Linked DNA regions of Homo sapiens: region 2 is linked to region 1. A link is an interaction called in ENCODE POLR2A ChIA-PET data of the cell type or tissue named here. Cell type or tissue: Panc1. All regions are shown on one strand.

Region 1 (2,500 bases):
AATGAGAGGCAAGATCCTTCATACCGCTGAGCTCACCAGCCTATCATTTCTGCCTGTGCAAAGAGCTCGTGATGCTGCGTTTGAGATGAAGGGGAAAGTACAAAAATCATGAGACTTCCTCCTAGTCAAGAGAGGCTTTGTGGAGGAGGTATGCTTCCCAGAAGGCTGTGGGAGTGGAAACTGTGAGGTGCCAATGAAGCTAGAAAACTCTTTCAATGCAGAAAGTGCAGCGGAAGCTCGCGGTTACATAAACACAGTGGGAAGTAATATGGCAATTACAATCTGGCATTTAAAAAAGAAGAATCATGCCCTGGTACAGTGGCATGCGCCTGTAGTCCCAGCTACTTGGGAGGCCAAGGCAGGAAGATTGCTTGAGCCCAGGAGTTCAAGGCCAGCTTGGGCAACATAGTGAGACCCTATCTATCTCTAAAAAAATAAAGATTTCTTTATAAAGAGGAGGCCTCTCCTTTTTAAGAGGAAGAACAAAGGAGAGTCACTCTGCTATTCCTCAAATGACCTCTTCATTCCACTCTGCACCAGTAAACCTCCCTTTTATGTTTATTCATTTATTACTTAAGTCAGGGTCTTCTGAACACTCTTAGTTAAAGGTATACTCTGTCTTAGTAAACTTTCTAGTGTCTTAAGCCAAAAAAAATTCTCACAGTTATATTAAGTAGTTAGTTTCATATAACTTCATAACATTTATGTGCTAACAAATTAATAGATACTAAAAATAACACATATACATGGAAAAATATTTAATTATTAAATAGCTACAATTGCAAATCAGGTATGTGTGCCTTTTGTGTACAAGCAACTTCTCAAATCTTGGAATCAGATTGGGTGCCCTATTCCACAATGACTCTTACAAAACTGAGAGTATCATACTACTTGAGCTACTCCAAATACAGGGGAACAACAAGGATGGAAAAAATTGTCTTGACTTAACATCAGGAGGCAGGTGGTTGCAGGCATAAGTTGAGCACCTCCATCATGCCAAGATGATTCTCTTGATCTTTTCCTCTTGTTTACAAGATGACTGTCATACTCCCAAATACCAAGTGCATACATAAGGCAGGAAGGAGTGGGGGAAAGGTAGTGCCAGACTTATGTGATCTCTTTTAATGAGAAAGAAAAAAGCTGTTCAGAGACTGCCTTCCATCCAAGCAGATGTCCAGTTATAGTCATGCACTGCATAACAATGTTTCAGTCAGCAATGAACCACGTATACAACAATGTTCCATAAGATTATAATACTGTATTTGTACTGTACTTTTTCTATGCTTAGAAACACAAATATTATACTTACCATGGTGTTAGAATTGCCTACAGTACTCAGTACAGCAACATGTTTTCCAAGTTTGTAGCCTAGGAACAATAGGATGTACCATATAGCCTGGGTGTGTAGTGGGCTATGCCATCTATGTCTGTGTAAGCTCACTTTATGATGTTTGCACAATGATGCATTTCTCAGAATGTATCCCTGTTGTTAAGCAATGCATGAATGTATATCTCATGGGCCAGGAACTGTGTCATATGTGAATTCTTGGCTGCAAGGAAGGCTGAGCTAGTGAACATTTAGCTGGGCAAAAAGTCCTCCAAGTCAGAGTTCAGTTGCAAGGAAGGAGAAGGTGGATACTGGGTAAATAAATAGTGTATGCTATAGAGTCACGTTTACTTGCACAAAGATGAATCAGACACTATTAATTCCTTCTCTCAATAACCTCAAGTCTAGCCTGAAGACAAATAAGAACTTCTTGGAAAAGTAATTACTATGTGATAGAATAAACTGGCATATATTGCTGTGGGAAGGTACTTAATTTGCTTGGGGGTGGGGGCGAACATAGAGAGAGAGAGTTCTAGGAAGGAACGGACCACATTGCATTCTGGCAGAGGAACAGCTAGCACAGAGGTTCAGAGATGTGAAGATGTGCTATTCAAACAGTTGAATAGCACGTGAACCAGTGTCTAGAGCACAGGATGGGTAGTAGGAGAATGGGGATGGCAGGAAATGATACCAAATAGGTCATGGAGTCAGCTAGGGCTCTATGTGCCCACCAGATCTTTGGGGAATAGCATAGGAAGGGCAGTGGACATCGACTACGTTTTTTTCCCTTTGGCCCTCCATCTTTCTTTGGGGAAATTCTCTTTCACACTCTACAAGACTGAATCACATGGCCCAACTTTCCATTTTCTTTGTGCGGACCCCTGACTCACGCAGAACTAATCAGAGTCCTTTACAGAAATTGAGATGGTTACTGAAAAAGAGACCCTGCCCTAAGGAAGACATCCCTGGAGCTGCCAGTGGCTGTATTTTCCTCCTTCAGAGAGAGCTTGCCTGAAAAAAGGAGGAAAAGAAAGGTGGGTTGGGGAGGAGAGAGTAGGGAAGAGAACTAGTGAAATAATTCTAACATCCTGGATCCATCTTACCTAAAATCATCTCTACTCCTTAAGCCAGTAACATTTCTGTATTTAGTTACACTAGTTTAAGTTGGCTCCC
Region 2 (2,500 bases), 200 kb before region 1:
ATATGATAAAATATAAAACAGGTGTGGAAATAATGAACCCACAATTCAGGAAAATGCTTAAAACAATTCAACATCTGGAAACCACTCATGGCATGGAGTAGGTACTCAATAAATACTGTTAAATAAACAACTGGCACTTTTTGGGGAAGGTGGAAGAATAAAAGTAAGGGAGGTGTGCTGAGACTTCAATTTTAATATCTTATTTCTTAGGTTGAGTGTTACACAGGCATTTGTAATCATATATACTTTTGTACACTTGAAATATATATATTTGTGTGTGTGTGTGTGTGTGTGTCAGAGTCTCACTCTGTCTCCCAGGCTGGAGTGCAGTGGTGTGATCTTGGCTCATTGCAACCTCCACCTCCCAGGTTCAAGAGCTTTTTGTGCCTCCATCTCCTGAGTAGCTGAGACTACAGGCAAGCACCACCACACCGGCTAATTTTTGTATTTTTAGTAGAGATGGGGTTTCACCATGTTGCCCAGGCTGGTCTCAAATTCCTGGCCTCAAGTGATCCAGTCACCTTGGCCTCCCAAAGTGCTGGAATTACAGGCGTGAGCCACCATGCCCGGTCTGAAATATTTCAAAATGTAAAAAAGCTAAACCCAAATCCAGATGTCTACTTTCAAGGTGCTCACAGGTCAGATCTAGGATTATTGCTACTAACTGATATTTATTATCCCAGCACCAGCATGTTTGGCTGTGTGTCATGGGTAAGTTACTCACCTTCTCTGCGACAGTGTCATCATTGTAAAATAGGGATAAAAGAGTTTAGACCTTGCAGAGTCCTTCAGATTAAAGGAGATAATCAGTACGTGGCACTGAGTACCTGCAATATATTAAGTGGTGTGTGCTCAGAGATATGATCACATACAGTATCTTGGATCTGCCCAGCAACTCTATGAAGATGAGGAAACAGACTCAGGCAGGTCAGAGCCAGAACATAATGTTTCTGGAATTTGAACGTAAACGTTCCCCTTTCTCTTATCCAGGCTGAGTGCTAAAGGAATTGTAAAAATGGAATTTGCCTGTTGCCTGCATCTCCCTCTCTTTTTCTTCCTCTGTGTCCTCTGAATATCTAGCACCAGTGGGACTTTACAGTGTTGGCCTCAATGCTGTAGGGTGCTGTGTGCACACTTGTCTTCAGCTCCCTGAGTTAGCAGAGCATTGCCCCAACTCTGCCCTCTGGCCAGCTCATGTGCCTTACAACTTTCTGTTGCCAGAAGAGAGCCCTGCTCATTCTCTAGACTCAACCAACAAAAGCTGCCTACCATTTTCAGAATGCCAGTGGGCAGTGAGAAGTGCAGAGCTTGTGTCCTGAGCTTGGCAGCCATCTTGCTTGGTGTTAACAAAGAGTAATTAAGTGATCTCATAAAACTCAGTGGTGGAGGTTGTGGTTCAGAGCAAGCTGGGTCAATGCCAAGGCTACTTTGGCTTCATCTGGTCCATAGCCCCACATTTCTCTTCTGATGGTTCAGTTCCGGGAATGAGAACCAGTCTGAGTGTAAGAAGACTTGGGTTTGAATCTGTCTCCTCCAATCACTAGCTGACCTTAGAAAAGTGACTTAACCTCCCGAGCTGCTATTTCCTCATCTTAAATGGTGATAGTAATCTTTCCTTACCTTAAGGTTGTTGAGCAGCTTAAATAATATAATGAGTTGAAAGCTTTTTGTATGATCTGTTATTAGGAGTCCAGATAGTGTTTTATAAACAAGAGGATAAAAAAAAAAAAAAAAAAAAAAAAACAGGATTCTGAAGGCTGGACTCATTGCATTCCTTGCAAACTACCCACTGAGCCCCAACTCTTCCGTCAGCTCAAAGTCACTTCTCAGAGCAAACCAGATTGTCCTGAACCCAGCACTTGCCAACATCTCCTCCTCTTCCCTGATGAAAACTCTGGGCTGGAGTTGTGGTGGGTGAGGGGAAGGCAGGATAAATCAAAAATTGATGTTTTAAGAAAACTATGGTATTCTTGGATGCAAAGGCATGAGAATGATACCTTAGACTTTGGGGCTTGGGGAAAAGGGTGGGGGGTGGCGAGGGATAAAAGACTACACATTGGGTTTAGTGTACACTGCTCGGGTTATGGGTGCACCAAAATCTCAGAAATCACCACTAAAGAACTGATTCAGGTAACCAAACACCACCTGTTCCCCAAAAACCTATTGAAATAAAAACAGAAAATTAAAAAAAAGAAAACCTATGGTATTCTTGGAAGAAGCACAGTGGTGAAGTGGAGTAGACACAGATGTGGAAGTGATGTGAACTTTGGTAAGTTGCTGAGCCTCTGAGGATGATTTCCCTCATCTGTCAATCAGGGAACAAAATCCCTTACTTGTACAATGAGTATTATAAAGATCAATTCAGATGACGCATGTAAAGATGCAATGTGGGACTGGTAGGTAGTAAGCATCCCATAAATGGCAGCTATTAATAAGTAATAATCACCGAGTGGTGGGCTGCCTTTCATGAAAACATTCCCAGCAAGCTGCTCTTCTGTCG

Evidence for each region. Peaks named below come from ENCODE experiments on the same cell type or tissue, not always from the same donor. Only the 100,000 strongest peaks of a DNase experiment are listed, where the experiment ranks them.
Region 2: POLR2A ChIA-PET joins it to region 1 with 9 read pairs; 2 of 35 experiments call an interaction of 5 or more read pairs at or near these places.

What each region holds. Positions count from the first base shown.
Region 1 is chr11:34,755,667-34,758,166 of GRCh38, forward strand. All of the region lies in intron 6 of LOC102723568 (a long non-coding RNA gene), which reads left to right. Among named protein-coding and RNA genes, the nearest start is that of EHF, 140 kb to the left of the region's middle. In Panc1, no CTCF peak of the experiment used is centred here; DNase peaks (open chromatin) are centred at 1,260 and 1,505.
Region 2 is chr11:34,559,852-34,562,351 of GRCh38, forward strand. No RefSeq gene overlaps it. Among named protein-coding and RNA genes, the nearest start is that of LINC02707, 9.8 kb to the right of the region's middle. In Panc1, no CTCF peak of the experiment used is centred here; no DNase peak of the experiment used is centred here; H3K27me3 peaks cover 870 bases.